Regions from separate parts of the Homo sapiens genome. Here region 2 is linked to region 1. The links are chromatin loops, found by intact Hi-C in ENCODE. Cell type or tissue: heart left ventricle. All regions are shown on one strand. Links, peaks and the distances in the headings refer to the core of each region. The heading gives the core; the rest is flanking DNA. Region 1 has its middle 6.0 kb from the start of RNASE2. Region 2 holds the start of EGILA (EGFR interacting lncRNA).

The links. A loop is a pair of places that touch in the nucleus more often than their neighbours do. Peaks named below come from ENCODE experiments on the same cell type or tissue, not always from the same donor. Only the 100,000 strongest peaks of a DNase experiment are listed, where the experiment ranks them.
Region 2: a loop joins it to region 1, with 2.7 times the contacts of the local background. A loop is called at or near these places in 66 of 110 quality-filtered maps.

What each region holds. Positions count from the first base shown.
Region 1 is chr14:20,957,402-20,965,655 of GRCh38, forward strand. It overlaps the pseudogene RN7SL189P. Among named protein-coding and RNA genes, the nearest start is that of RNASE2, 6.0 kb to the left of the region's middle. In heart left ventricle, for the core only: a CTCF peak has its summit at 4,027; a DNase peak (open chromatin) is centred at 4,000; H3K4me3 peaks cover 513 bases.
Region 2 is chr14:20,699,959-20,708,359 of GRCh38, forward strand. RNASE4 (ribonuclease A family member 4) reads left to right here. Exons shown (of 2, transcript NM_002937.5): 2 at 1-1,258. It overlaps EGILA (EGFR interacting lncRNA), which reads right to left and starts at 6,983. Exons shown (of 4, transcript NR_174964.1): 1 at 6,789-6,983. In heart left ventricle, for the core only: no CTCF peak of the experiment used is centred there; no DNase peak of the experiment used is centred there; H3K27ac peaks cover 289 bases.

The DNA.
Region 1 (8,254 bases), core at 255-8,254:
TGCTCTATGGTTGAAGTCTGGTTTTTATTGACATGATTTCTATCCCAAGAGATATAGGGGCTGCAGTGAAAAAGCTGAAAATGCACATGTTTCATTATGATTTATGAATGATAAATTTTGATAGGATTGAATGTTACAATAGAAAACACAAAAACAGAAAGTAGAAAAAGTGAAGAATGCTATAAACATGGTGAAACCAAGATAAAAATAAGTTTAGCCTCAGAGATATTCCTTTTAAATGAGCACATCAAATCTCCAGCTATTAGCAATTGTACTAGAGGTACAACCAGGGTTTGAGTCAAATGTGCAATTAGATAAATTGTTCAGACAGCAATATGGACAGATTGTAATGCTGCCTGGAGGAGAGGTGGACATCTTTCCCAAAACTTCCATACTGGGATACTCATAATCAATCCCTAATGACTAATAACCAATTTTTGATAATAATAAACTACATAATCAAATATTATACACAAATTCATTGATAGTGTTTTCTGCCAGCCTGTAAGTGCCACACCTAAAAAACTTCAAACTTTAGTGTAGTTCCCATTCGGATCACCTGGGGGAATTTTTGCACTATGGATTCGTGGGCTCCATTCCGGATATACTCACACAGAACATCTGCACATGGAGCTCAGGATTCTGCATTTTCAAGCATTTCCTCAAGTGGTTCTGAAACAACCTGTCTCCAGCCCAACTTTGAGATCCATTTTTTACCAAACTCTGGCTTCAGAAGTCTTCAAGTACATCAGAAGTAATCTCGGTGTGGGGAAATTCCAAAGCACAGGAAGCGATGATACCATTTGCATTATTACCCAGACAATTTTAGCCACACACACCTATTATCCAGCATTTATGTCTTGATTTGAGGCTTCTATTCAGTTGACCCTATTGATATCCAAGTGTACACAACTGACCTGTCAGGCTATAGCAACACTCTTCACTTATATGTAGGGAGAATTTGTACAGGGCTTAGCCGAAGTTCATCATGGGGTATGAATTGACTTGGTCTCATTGCTGTAACCCTTGGGTTCAGAAGACACTGAACAAACGCTTAAGAAACTGTTTTAGGTTAATGCATGAGGAGATATTTAACGCCTCAGATAGCCAAAGAATCATGGAGAAGGGGTTGAGGTAGATGGCCCAATAGAAGTGTCCATTGATTGCACCCCCACACATACCAGCAGAAACACCACATTTAACAACTATCTACACACAAAAAAGCACCTACATAGGAAATGAAAATCAAGTCAACAATCATAGTACCTATTTTAACTTCATATCACTGAAAGAGGCACTGAAGAGGTTAGGAAAGACAATTTTGAATCACTGAGGCCACCACTCCCCCATCTCCCAACAGCCGCCACATGGAGCTGAGACAGAATCTGAGAGCGTGGGGGAGGGACAGTGCAGCAATTGTGGAAATCTGCATTGAACTCAGTGCTGCCCTGTCACAGCCCACCCACAGAAGGAGCATTTAGACCACCTTAGCAAAAGGGGAATCGCCTATCCCAGCGGTCAGACACTGAGTTTGGGAAAGCCTTGCCACAGTAGGCTAAAGTGCTCTGGGGTCCTAAATATATTTGAAACTCAATCTAGGCCACAAGAACTACAACTACAAGGCAAGTCCCAGTGCTGTGCTGGGCTCAGAGCCAGTGGACCTAGACACCACTAGTGTGACACTTGTCAGGGCAGCTAAGGGAGTGCTTGCACAACTGCTCCCCCAACCCCAGGCAGCACAGCTCACAGCAATGAAAGTGACTCCTTCCTTCTGCTTGAGGAAAGGAGAGGAAAGAGTAACTAGGACTTTGTCTTACATCATAAAGATCAGCTCAGCCACAGTAGGATACAGCACCAGTCAGAGTCATGAAGCTGCCATTCCAGGCACTAGACACACCCTGCACCAGAAGAAAACCCACTGCCTAGAAGGAAAGGACCCAGTCCTGCCAGGATTCATCACCTGCTGACTGAAGAACCCTCAGGCCCTAAATAACCAGCAGCAATACCCAGTAGTACACTCCATGGGCCTTGGGTGAGACTCTGAGATATGCTGACTTCAGATGAGACCCACCATATTCACAGCTGGGGCAGTCATGAAGGGACAATTCTTCCGCTCGAGAAAAGCAGAGGGAAAAGTAAAGGGGACTCTGTCTTGCAGCTTAGGTAGCAGCTCAGCTACAGCAGGGTAGAGCACGAAGCAGGCTCTTGGAGTCCCCAATTCCAGATCTTGGCTCGTGGTTGGCATTTCTGGACCTGCCGTGGGTCAGAGGGGAACCCACTGTCCTGAAGCGTGAGTCCCAGGCCAGGCAGCATTCACCACAAGCTGACTGCAGAGCTCTGGGGCCTTAAGGGAACATTGGCGGTAGCCTGGCAATACTCCCCTTGAGCCTGTGGTGGAGGTAGCCACAGGGAGAGGCTCCTCTGCCCGTGGAAAGGTAAGGGAAGAGTGAAAGGACTCCATCTCATGGCTTGAGTGCAAGCTCAGCCACAGTACAACAGAACAGCACGTAAACTTCTCAGGTTTTTTACTTTGGTCCCTGGCTCTCAGATAGTACCTCTGGACATGCCTAGGCCTAGAGGAACTCATCATCCTGAAGGGAAGGACACAAGCCCGACGGGTATTGTCACCTGCTAATTGTAGACCTCTAGGGCCTTCAGTGACCATAGGCAATAGCCAGGTAGTAGTTACAGAGGGCCTTGGGTGAGCCAGAGCTATGCTGGATTCAGGTCTGACCCAGCACAGTCCCAGTGGTGGTGACCACAGGGGTGTTTGTGTCACCCCACCACCAGCTCCAGGCAGCTCAACACACAGAGAGAAACATCATTTGTTTGAGAGAAACATCATTTGTTTGAGCGAAAGTAAGGAAAGAAAACAAGAGTCTCTGCTTTGTAATGCAGAGAATTCTGAAAAAATTCTGGAGTTTAAAATGCAATCGACACACTGAAGAATTTCATGAGAATATCTTAATAGTAGAATTGATCAAGCAGAAGAAAAACTTCGTGAGCTTGAAGATAGATGAGTTGAAAAATACATTATCAAAGGACACAAAAGAAAAAATAATGAAGCACAGCTACAAGATCTGGAACATAGCCTTCAAAAGGGCAAATTTAAGAATTATTTATCTTAAAGAGGCAGTAGAGAAAGAGATGGGGTAGAAAGTTTATTCAAAGGGAAAATAACAGTGAACTTCCCAAAGGTACCAATATTTGAGAAAGATACCAGTGTTTGAGTGCAAAAAGATTAGAGAACACCAAGCAGATTTAACCCAAAGAAGACTACATCAATGCATTTAATAATCAAATTCAAGAAGTCAAGGATAAAGAAAAGATCCTAAAAGCAGCAAGAGAAAAGAAACAAATAATACACAATGGAGCTCCAATATGTCTGGTGGCAGACTTTTCAGCGGAAGCCCTACAGGCCAGGAGAGAGTAGCATGACATATTTAAAGTGCTGAGAAAAAAAAATTACCCTAGAATAAAATATCCAGTGAAAATATCCTTCAAACATGAAGGAAAAGTAAAGGCTTTCCCAGACAAACAAAAGCTGAGAAATTTTATCAACATTAAACCTTTCCTATAAGAAATGATAAAGGGAATACTTCAATCAGAAAGAAAAAGACATTAATGAGCAATAAATAATCACCTGAAAGTATAAAACTCACTGGTAACAGCAAGTACATAGAAAACACAGACTATTATAACACTGTAATTGTGATGTATAAATCACTATTATCTTAAGTGGAAAGAAAAACACGAACTGATCAAAAGTAACTACAACAACTTTTCAAGACATAGTACAATAAGACATAAATAGAAAAACAAAATGGTAAAAAGTGAGGGAATGAAGTATAGGGCTTTTTTTTTTTTTTTTTTTTTTTCTGAGACGGAGTCTCGCTCTGTCCTCCAGGCTGGAGTGCAGTGGCGCGATCTCGGCTCACTGCAAGCTCCGCCTCCCGGGTTCGCGCCATTCTCCTGGCTCAGCCTCCCGAGTAGCTGGGACTACAGGCGCCCTCTACCGCGCCCGACTAATTTTTTTGTATTTTCAGTAGAGACACGGTTTCACCGTGTTAACCAGGATGGTTTCCATCTCCTGACCTCGTGATCCGCCCGCCTCGGCCTCACAGAAGTATAGGGTTTTTATTAATTTTCTTTTTGCTTGTTTATCCATCTGTTTGTTTAAGCAATCAGTGCTAAATTGTCATCAGTTTAAAATAATGGGTTATAAGATATTGTTTGGGGGCCTCATAATAACTTCAAATCAAAAAACATAAAACAGATACTAAAAAATTAAAAGCAAGAAATTAAATCATACACCAGAGAAACTCAATTTCACGAAAAGAAAGACAGGAATCAAAGAAAGAAGGAGAAGACAACAAAACAACCATAAAACAAATAACAAAATGGGAGGAGTTAGTCCTTACCTATTAATAGCAACATTGAATGCTAATGGACTATCCTCTCCAATCAAAAGATATAGAATGGCTGAATGGTTTAAAAAAAAAGACTCAATGATCTATTGCCTACAAGAAACACACTTCACCTATAAAGACACACAGAGACTGAAAATAAAGTGATGGAAAAAGATATTCCATGCCAATGGAAACCAAAAAAGAGCAGGAGTAGTTATATCAGACAAAATAGATTTCAAGACAAAACCTATTAGAATAGACAAAGAAGGTCATTATATAATGATAAAGGAGTCATTCAGCAAGACGATATAACAATTGCAAATATATATGCATCCAACTCTGGAACACCCAGATATATAAAGCAAATATTATTAGAGCTAAAAAGGGAGATTGGCCCCAAATACTGGATAGCTGCAACACCCCAATTTCACCATTGGACAGATCTTCCAGACAGAAAATCAACAAAGAAACATTGGGCTAAATCTTCACTATAGACCAACTGAACCTAGTAGATATTTATAGAACATTTCATTCAATGGCTGCAGAATACACATTCTTCTCAGCCACATGGATCATTGTCAAGGATAGACCATATGTTAGGTCACAAACAAAATCTTAAAACTTTCGAAAGCATTCAAATAATAACAAACATCTTCTCTGACCACAATGGAATAAAACTGGAAATCAATAACAAGAGGAGTTTTAGAAACTATACAACTATACAAACACATGGAAATTAAACAATATGCTCCTGAGGCTGAGGCTGCAGTGAACTATGATCACGCCACTGCACTCCAGCCTGGGTAACAGAGTGAGACTCTGTCTCCCCAAAAAATAAACTAATAATAAAATAAATAAACAAATAATGGGCAAGATATCTGAATAGACATTTCTCAAAATAAGACATATAAGTGGCAAACAGCCATATGGAAAGGTGCTCAACATCACTGATCATCAGAGAAACACAAACCAATACTACAATGAGATATCATCTCACCTCAGTGAAAACAGCTTTTATCCAAAAGACATGCAAAAAAGAATGCTGGCCAGGATGTGGAGAAAAGGGAACTCTCGTACACTGTTGGTAGAAATGTAAATTAGTACAACCACTATGGAGAACAGTTTGGAAGTCCCCGAAAAAACTAAAAATAGAGCTACCACAAAATCCAGCAATCCGACTGCTAGGTATATACCCAAAAGAAAGAAAATCAGTAGATCACACTATTCAGCCACAAAAAAAGAATGAGATCCTGTCATTTGCAACAACATGGATAGAACGGGAGGCCATTATGTTAAGTGAAATAAGTCAGGCACAGGAAGACAAACTTTGCATGTTCTTACTTCTTTGTGGGAGCTAAAAACAAAAACAACTGAATTCATGGAGATAGAGTAGAAGAATGGTTACCGGAGGCCGGGAAGGGTAGTGGGGTGATGCGGAGGAAGCGAGGATGGTTAATGGGTACAAAAAAAATAGAAAAAAAGAATAAGACCTAGTATTTGTTAGCGCAACAGAGTGAGTATAGTCAATAATAATTTTATTGTACATTTAAAAATAAGAGTATAATTGGATTGTTTGTAACACAAAGGATAAATGCTTGAGGGGATGAGTACCCCATTTAACCTGATATGATTATTACACATTGCATGCCTGTATCAAAATATCTAATGTACTCCATAAGCACATATTCTTACTAGGTACACACAAAACTTAAAATTTTTTTTAAAAAGAATCAAAGGAACTGGTTTGAACAGTCAAAAGACAGTTGTTGCCGGCTTCTGTAGTCTAAGCCACTGAGGAGGCAGAGGCAGGATGATCACTTGAGCCCAGGAGATGTGGGCTATAAGTGCGCTTAAGCCGATGGGGGTGTTCATATTAAGTTAAGCATCAATATGGTGACCTCCTAGCAGGAAGGGACAACCAGGTGGCCTAAGAAGAGTTGAACCAGCCCAAATCAGAAACAGAGCAGGTCAAATCTTCTGTGCTAATCAGTAGTGGGATCATGCCTATGAATAGCCACTGCACTCCGGCCTGGACAAGATAGTGAGACTCCATCTCTAAAGATCAAAACAAAACAAAAACCACAGCTACTGCCAAACAATTTATAAAAGATACACTGAAGGATTAACCAAGATCCCAAAAGATAATGGTGTTTTACAAGCGGCAGGAAAATGCCATTAGTAGACTGAATCTATCGTATAATTTCTCACTATTCTCTGGGATTGCTCACTCAACTTGCTTTGGCTCCACGTAGTATCAGCTGCACTGGCTACAGCAAGTGTAATCTAGGCTAGAGATTTCAAGAGAACCTCATTCCATGTCTAGTTGATCTGCTGAGATGACCAGAACACTGGGGCCTCCATCTACTCTATCTTCACCATCCAGAGCCTGTGCTTAGACTCTTCTGCAGCTATAACAGAATACTTGAAACTTGGTGATTTAAAAAGAAAAGAGGTTTATTTGACTCAGGTTGCTGGAGGCTTGTAAGTTCAAGCAGCACAGCACCAGCATTTGCTTGGCTTCTGGTGAGGACCTCCTGTTGCGTCACAACATGGCAAAGAAGTGGAAGGGGTAGCAAACAAGCTGGAAAAGGGATGAAACAAAAGACATAACCTGGCTTTATAACAACTCTTTCTCAGCCCGGGTGCAGAGGCTCATGCGTGCAATCCCAGCACTTTGGAAGCCCAGGAGTTCCAGATCAGCCTGGTTAACATGGTGAAACCCCACCTCTGCCCCCAGAAAAACAAAAATTAGCCAAGCATGGTGGCACATGTCTATAGTCCCAGCTACTTGAGAGGCTGAGGTGGGAAGATCATTTGAGTCTAAGAGGCAGAGGTTGTAGTGCGGAGGGATCGTGCCACTGCACTCCAGCATGGAGACAGAGTGAGACCCTGTCTCAAAACAAACAAACAAACAAACAAACAAAAAAACTCCTTCTCATAGTAACTAATCCATTACTAGGAAAACTAACCCAGTCTTCCAAAAATGCATTCATTCGTTTATGAGAGTGGAGCTCCCATGACCCAAATATTTCTTAAAAGATCCACTACCTCTCTATACTGTTAAAATTGTAATTAAATTTCAACATGAGTTTTAGCAGGAATAAACCACATCCAAACCATACCAACCTCTCCCTCTATGTGGTCTCTCCAGTAACAGAGCCCAATCTTCCTTTACATGCTGCTCAAGGCTCCAAGGCAGCTTGGAATAGTCCAAGCAGCAGCAAGGACTATACTTAGGGGTGTACATGGTCACCCTTTACTGAAGTCAAAGTAACCCCAAAGTCTTTGGGTCCGAGTAAGTCACAAAGTCAAGCCAGGGTCACTGTAACAAGGGAATCACAGAAAGGGATGGATGATAGGAGGCATTAATGATTGGGGCCATTCTGTAATAATTTGCAACAAACTAAGTCAACTTCATGGACGTGTGAACAGTGAAGTCACACGGGACGGAGCCCATGCTTGATTTAATGTTTCAATGTCATCATTTGAAATTTCTAAACACTTTTTGAAGAAGAGAACCCACATTTTCATTCTGCACTAGGTCCAACCAATTGTTTAGCATGTCTGACCACGGATATGTTATTATGCATTACCCTAGGTGCACCCCACCCCTACATTATGGGTCCTTCTCAACACAGGCTCTATTCATGGTTCTCTTGTCAATGAAGGATGGATGTAGCATAGGGCAAGAATACTGATTCTGGCTGCAGGAACCTGGAGGCCAGCCTGCTTGAGTTCAACTCTTGTCACTGAAGACTCCACCCTCACTTTTTTGATCCCAGTCAAGCAGGAGATTCCTATTGACAGATGCTCTGAACCACCTGATGTTACAAGTTATAACAGGG
Region 2 (8,401 bases), core at 168-8,167, 260 kb before region 1:
ATACATTGCACCAAAGAGATATGGAGACATAAACCTGTAATGAATGAGGCTGGGCTTTTCTGTAATAAGCTTCCTTTTATAATACTGGTCAGCTTAGCTCTCTCAGATCCTATCCTGTGGAATTTAGTTATTATGTGTATTTATGTAGTATTTCAAACATTTCAAAATGCTTTCATCTATGTTTATCACATTTTAATACCACAGCACTTATAATGATGTCACTACATATAGAAGCTCAAAGTTAAGGGATTTGCTGAAGACTGTAAAGTTAATGGAAGAATTGAGACAAAAATCCAGTGTAGCTGGCCACTTATCCAGGGCTTTTTCTACTTCATCACAAGGAATGTTTTGAAAGTGTCTGCTTTTTTTATCCTTAAAATTCACCTGTCAGGGAGGCATTAAAAATTTGGAAATGTATGCCAGCAAAATGTGAGCTCTGTATTTTTTGGCATTCTTATGTTTGGGTTTAATAAGATTAAGAAAATGATACTGGGAATTTTCTTTTTCCTGAAACTTTGAATCACCCTAGTAAGTCAAAGTACTAAAAAATGTACTAGATCATTAAGACTTATGTGCTCTTACTGATTGAAAGATTTTTTATGTTTTCCTTGTAATAAAGGACCTAAACCGAAGGTACCTGAGAAGACTGTGCTATGGTATTATTTTTTTTCTCTGACTTTTAAATTCTTGTTTAGTTTATAAACATGCATGCACCTTAATAACCTCATAAACTCTGGTCAAAGACTAATGCCTATCAGATCCATGACCACAACACAGAAGATTTGTCTCATTTACTCCAGAGAGAATGATTCCTCTCAAAGACAATTCTCACAGCTCTTCCTTCTCCCTTAGAATATTTAGAAGCAAATTAGGGAGCTGTCAGGTCTCTGAGCCCAAGCCTGCACGTATACATCCAGATGGCCTGAAGCAACTGAAGAACCACAAAAGAAGTGAAAATAACCAATTCCTGCCTTAACTGATGACATTCCACCACTGTGATTTGTTCCTGCCCCACCTTAACTGATCAATTAGCCTTGTGACATTCCTTCTCCTGGACAATTAGACTCAGGAGCTCCCCACCAGAGCACCTTGTGACCCCCGCCCCTGCCCGCTAGAGAATAACCCACTTTGACCGTAATTTCCCACTACCAACCCAAATCCTATAAAACTGCCCCACCCCATCTCCCTTTGCTGACTCCTTTTTTGGACTCAGTCTGCCTGCACCCAGGTGATTAAAAAGCTTTATTGCTCACACAAAGCCTGTTTGGTGGTCTCTTCACATGGACGCGTGTGGCATTTAGTGCCGAAGACCCAGAACAGGGGGACTCCTTCAGGAGACTGGTCCCCTGTCCTCGCCTTCACTCCATGAGGAGGTCCACCTATGACCTCAGGTCCTCAGACCAACCAGCCCAAGGAACATCTCACCCATTTCAAATTGGGTAAGCGGTCTTTTCACTGTCTTCTCCAGCCTCTCTTGCTACCCTTCAATCTCCCTGTCCTTCCAATTCCAGTTCTCTTTCCTCTCTAGTAGAGACAAAGGAGACGCATTTTATCCATGGACCCAAAACTCAGACACCAGTCACGGACTCGGGAAGATAGTCTTCCCTTGGCGTCTGATCATTGTGGGGATGCCTGCCCTGATCATTCACCCACATTCCATTGGTGTCTGATCACTGTGGGGACACCTGCCATGGTCATTCACCCACATTCCCTTGATGGCAAGTCAATCGCGGGATGCCTGCTTTGGCTGATCGTCCACGTTATAGCCCAGGGCTGCTCACCACCCCCTTTGCTGTGTCTCTACCTTTCTCTTTAAACTTACTTCTTCACTGTGGGCAACCTTCCACCCTGCATTCCCCCTTCTTCTCCCTTAGCCTGTGTTCTCAAGAACTTAAAACCTCTTCAACTCACACCTGACCTAAAACCTAAATGCCTTATTTTCTTCTGCAATACCGTTTGGCCCTAATACAAACCCAACAATGGTTCCAAATGGCCAGAAAACGGCACTTTTGATTTCTCCATCTTACAAGATCTAGATGATTTTTGTCGAAAAATGGGGAAATAGTCTGAGGTGCCTGACATCCAGGCATTCTTTTACACATCAGTCCCTCCCTAGTCTCTGCTCCCAATGTGACTTGTCCCAAATCTTTCTTCTTTCTCTCCTGTCTGTTTCTTCAGTCTCCACCCCAAGCTCTGAGTCCTTTGAATTCTCCTTTTCTACAGACCCATCTGACCTCTTCCCTCCTCCCCAGGCTGCTGCTCACCAGCCAGGCCAAGCCAGGTCCTGATTCTTCCTCACCCTCTGCTCCCCCACCCTATAATCCTTTTATCACCTCCCCTCCTCACACCTGGTCCAGCTTACAGTTTCATTCCATGACTAGCTCTCCCCAACCTGCCCAAAAATTTCCTCTTAAAGAGGTGGCTGGAGCTGAAGGTACAGTCAAGGTTAATGCTCCTTTTTCTTTATCCAACCTCTCCCAAATGAGTTAGCATTTAGGCTTTTTTTTTTTTTTTTTTATCAAATATAAAAACCCAGCCCAGTTCATGGCCCATTTGGCAACAACCCTTAGACACTTTACTGTCCTAGACCCAGAGAGGCCAGAAGGCCGTCTTATTCTCAATATGCATTTTATTAGTCAATCCACTCCTGACATTAACAAAGCTCCAAAAATTAGATTCTGGCCCTCAAACCCCACAACAGGACTTAATTAACCTCGCCTTCAAGGTGTACAATAATAGAGAAGAGGCAGCCAAGTGGCAACATATTTCTGAGTTGCAATTACTTGCCTCCACTATGAGAGAAGCCCCAGCCACATCTCCAGCACACAAGAACTTCAAAATGCCTGAACTGCAGTGGCCAGGTGTTCCTCCAGGACCTCCTCCCCCAGGATCTTGCTTCAAGTGCTAGAAATCTGGCCACTGGGCCAAGGAATGCCTGCAGCCCGGGATTCCTCCTAAGCCATGTCCCATCTGTGCGGGACCCCACTGGAAACCGGACTGTCCAACTCGCCCAGCAGCCACTCCCAGAGCCCCTGGAATTCTGGCCCAAGGCTCTCTGACTGACTCCTTCCCAGATCTTCTTGGCTTAGTGGCTGAAGACTGACGTGGCTCAATTATCTCAGAAGCCTCCTGGACCATCACAGATGCTTTCGGTAACTCTTACAGTGGAGGGTAAGTCCATCCCCTTCTTGATCAATATGGAGGCCACCCACTCCACATTACCTTCTTTTCAAGGGCCTGTTTCTCTTGCCTCCATAACTGTTGTGCATATTGATGGCCAGGCTTTTAAAACTCCCCAACTCTGGTGCCAACTTGGACAACATTTTTTATGCACTCCTTTTTAGTTATCCCCACCTGCCCACCTCCCTTATTAGGTTGAGACATTTTAACTAAATTATCTGCTTCCCTGACTATTCCTGGGCTACAGTCACACCTATTCCCACCCTTTTCCCCAGTTCACATACTCCTCTTCTGTCTCCCTACCTTAATCCACAAGTATAGGATACCTGTGCTCCTTCCTTGGTGACCGATCATGCACCCCTTACCATCCCTTTAAAACCTAATCACCCTTACTCCTCTCAATGCCAGTATGCCATCCCACAACAGGCTTTGAGGGGACTAAAGCCTGTTATCACTTGCCTGTTACAGCATGGCCTTTTAAAGCCTACAAGCTCTCCTTACAATTCTCCCATTTTACTTGTCCAAAAACTGGACAAGCCTTACAGGTTAGTTCAGGATCTGCACCTTATCAACCAAATTGTTTTGCCTATCCACTCTGTGGTGCCCAACCCGTACACCCTTTTGTCCTCAATAAATTCCTCCACAGCTCACTATTCTGTTCTTGATCTTAAAGATGCTTTTTTCACTATTCCCCTGCACCTGTCATCCCAGCCTCTCTTTGCTTTTACCTGGACTGATCCTGACACCCATCAGCCTCAGCAACTTACCTGGGCTGTACTGCCACAAGGCTTCAGGGACAGCCCCCATTACTTCAGTCAAGCCCTTTCTCATGATCTACTTTCTTTCTGTCCATCTGCTTCTCACCTTATTCAATATTTTGATGACCTTCTACTTTATAGCCCCTCCTACAAATCTTCTCAACGGGACACCCTCCTGTTCCTCCAATATCTGTTCTCAAAAGGATATCATGTATCCCCCTCCAAAGCCCAAATTTCTTCCTCATCTGTTACCTATCTCAGCATAATTCTTCATGAAAACACACGTGCTCTCCTTGCTGATTGTGTCCAGCTGATCTCTCAAACCCCAGTCCCCACCACCAAACAACAACTCCTTTCCTTCTTAGGCACTGTTGGATATTTCCGATTCTGGATATCAGGCGTCGCTATCCTGACGAAACCACTTTACAAGCTCAGAAAGGGCAACTTAACTGATCCCATGGACCCTAAGTCTTTTCCCCATTCTTCTTTTCACTCTCTCAAAAACGCCCTGGAGACCGCTTCCACACTAGCACTCCCCGACTCGTCCCATTCTTTTTCCTTACACACAGCTGAAATACAAGGCTGTGCTGCCAGAGTCCTCACACAGGAGCCAGGCCCGTGACCTGCTGCCTTTCTATCAAAACAACTTGACCTCCCAATTCTGGGGTGGCCCTCATGTGTGCATGCAGCAGCAGCCACAGCTTTAATACTTCTGGAAGCCCTCAAAATTACAAGCTATGCTCCACTTACTCTCTACTGTTCCTGTAACTTTCCAAATCTATTCTCCTCCTCACGCTTGACACGTATACTTTCTGTGCCCCAGCTCCTTCAACTGTACTCACTATTTGTTGAGTCTCCCACAATTACCATTGTTCCTAGTCCAGACTTCAATCCAGCCTCTCATCTTATTCCTGATACTGCATCTGAGCCCCATGACTGTATCCCTCTAATCCACGTGGCATTCTCCCCTTTTCCCCATATTTTCCTCTTTCCTGTTCCCTACCCAGACCACACTTGGTTTATTGATGGTAGTTCTTCCAGGTCCAATCGCCAATCACTGGCAAAGGCAGGCTATGCTATAGTATCTTCCACATCTATCATTGAGGCTACAGGCCTGCCCCCTTCTGCTACCTCTCAACAAGCTGAAATCATTGCCTTAACTCGAGCCCTCATTCTTGCAAAGGAACTACGTGTCAATATCTATACCAATTCCAGGTATGCCTTCCACATCCTTCACCACCATGCTGTTATATGGGCAGAAAGAAGTTTCCTCACTACACAAGGGTCCTCCATCATTAATGCCTCCTTAATAAAACCTCTTCTTAAAGCTGCTCTACTTCCAAGAAAACTGAGGCCATTCACTGTAAAGGCCAACAAAAGGCATCAGATCCCATCACTCAGGGCAATGCTTATGCTAATAAGGTAGCTAAACAAGCAGCTGGCGTTTCAACTTCTGTCCCTCATGGCCAGTTTTTCTCTTTCTCATCTTTTCACTTTACATTTCCAGTTTCGCCTTACACAAGGTCTCTTCTTCCCCTGTGGCTCCTCCCCTACATGTGTCTACCTGTTAATTAGACAGGCACATGCACACTAGTTTTCCTTACCCCCAAAAATCAACTTGCAAATGGGACCCAAGAGCTTCCTGTTCCCCTCATGACACCAACACTTCACTACTATTTTGTTTTGTTTTTCTTATTATTAATATAAGAAGACAGGAATATGCCCTTGACTTACTCACTGCTGAAAAAGGGGGACTCTGTATATTTTTAAATGAAGAGTGTTGTTTCTACCAAAATCACTCTGGCCTAGTATATGACAACATAAAAAAAACTCAAGGATAGCGCCCAAAAACTCACCAACCAAGCAAATAATTATGCTGAACCCCCTTAGGCACTCTCTAATTGGATGTCCTGAGCCCTCCCAATTTTTAGTCCTTTAATACATGCTTTTCTCCTTCTCTTATTTAGACCTTGTGTCTTCTGATCAGTTTCTCAATTCATACAAAACTGCATTCAGGCCATCATCAATCATTCTGTATGACAAATGCTCCTTCTAACAACCCCACAATATCACCCTTGATGCCCAAATCTTTCTTCAGTTTAATCTCTCCCACCCTAGGTTCCCATGCTGCCCCTAATCCCACTTGAAGCAGCCCTGAGAAACATTGCCCATTATCTCTCCATACCACCCCCCAAAATTTTTGCCGCTCCAACACCTCACCACTATTTTGTTTTGTTTTTCTTATTAATATAAGAAGACAGGAAATGTCAGACCTCTGAGCCCAAGCCTGCAAGTATACATCCAGATGGCCTGAAGCAACTGAAGAACCACAAAAGAAGTGAAAATAGCCAGTTCCTGCCTTAACTGATGACATTCCACCATTGTGATTTGTTCCTGCCCCACCTTAACTGATCAATTAACCTTGTGACATTCCTTCTCCTAGACAATGAGTCTCAGAACCTCCCCACTGAGCACCTTGTAACCCCTGCCCCTGCCTGCAAGAGAATAACCCACTTTGACTGTAATTTTCCACTACCTACCCAAATCTTATAAAACTGCCCCACCCCATCTCCCTTTGCTGACTCCTTTTTCGGACTCAGTCTGCCTGCACCCAGGTGATTAAAAAGCTTTATAGCTCACACAAAGCCTGTTTGGTGGTCTCTTCACATGGACGCACATGACAGGAGCAGAGATATATGAAGATGCTAGCTGCTTAAGAAGGGAAGTGTGAGTGTGTGTGTGTGTGTGTGTGTGTGTGTGTGTGCACATGTTTAAGGGCAAAACTGACAAAACTGAAAACATTTGAATTACAGCAGATACAGAAAGAAATCTTACCTGAACTTCTCTCACCTGACTAAAGCAGAGCCTCCCAGAAATGCCCCCACCATTATCTCCCTCCGGAGGGGTCCTCATGTAATGGTAATAGGTCTTTTGCCTGATGTGCACAGCATGTCAATATGCCAAGACACTGGGTTGCAGCAGAGAAAGAGGTTTAATTGCAGGGCTGCTGAACCAAAAGATGGAAGGAAACCTCAAATCCATTTCCTCAAAGAGTTTGAGGCTGTTGTTTTTAAGGATTTGGAGTAGGTGGAAATAAGAGATCACTAATTGGTTGAAGAATGCAGAGTGAAGTCATGGGACAGAGAGATGAAAAAACAGTATTCTCATGCTGATCAGTTCATCAGTTGGGCTCTTTAAAGTTGGTGGTGTCAGCTGTTCTGCCGGAATTCAGGATCTGCATAAACAATTCTTAAACAAAAGCCTTATGATTCTAATGTCAAAGATCTTATCTATGGGAACAATGAGAATGCAAATTATCAGTAGCTAGTGTTCGTGAGTTTTGGTTACAAGGAAGTGGGTCAAAGTGTAGCCTGATTAACACTTACTCATAATTATATTTTTGTCCAGGATTCTTGTTAACCGTGTGAGGATTACTTCACCCAGACAGGAGATATTCCAAGAAAATTGTGTAAAACTTTATCCAAAGCTTCTATTTGTCTTTCCCAAAAGTCATTTGTTTTCCTATAGAAGTCATTTCTCCCTCCTTCTTTTCCCCTATGAGTTGATAACTAAACTTCTGTCTCTAGCTCTTCATCAAGCCTCTTCATCTGAATGCTTCCACAAGTTATGAATACAACTTGTTTTCTTTCCCCCTGCTAACCTGTCTATAGTTAATTCACAGGCTCCCACCCACTGAACCAAAGTTGGTAGAGGGAAAGTTTTCCCTCCTAATAGCATGTCTGTGTATATTTAGAGTGAGAAAGAAGGATGAAGAGATAATTCGTCTTTGTCACCATCCAGGTAGTCATGGGAGTTGGGACCTGTGGTATAATAAAAAATAAATTTGAACTTAGTTCCTGGTTCCTGCCACAGACCTTCTAAAATGCTTGGAATTTCCTGAGTGATAGTGTAACCAAACTAAGGGTCAGCTGATCACTGCTCACTGCTCAAAAGCAAGACTTGCAAGACAAGAGTTGGTGCAGGAAAAGCAGGTTTATTCAAGAGCTAGCAACCTGAGGAGATGGTGGACTAGCGCCTCAAAGACTATTTCAAAATTTTAGGCTAGCTAAAGGGATTTTAAGAAGTAGGAGGCATGGAAACTATGAGCAGGAGTGGTGCAGGGTGCAGGTTTGCATGTCTTACTCTGATGGCTATCTTCAGTAACGGATCACCTGGAGGTCTGGCTGGCATCACCATGACTGCAACTAGCTTATGGATTAACCCCCCTCAGTGATTTTTCTGAGAATGTAGGATTCCACAATCTCAAATTCATGCCCGGTTTATTTCAAGATTAGCCCCTGGGTTTCTTAAGCAAGGATACGGCTAGATACTGAATAAATCAAAGGGTGAGGCTATTCATTATTGAAGCAGGCTGATTATTCCAGCTACAAACTCCCCACTGCCAATTCCTGTTTCATTTCTATGGGAGATCAGGTGTCAATTTCTTTCTAGCTACTTCCTGC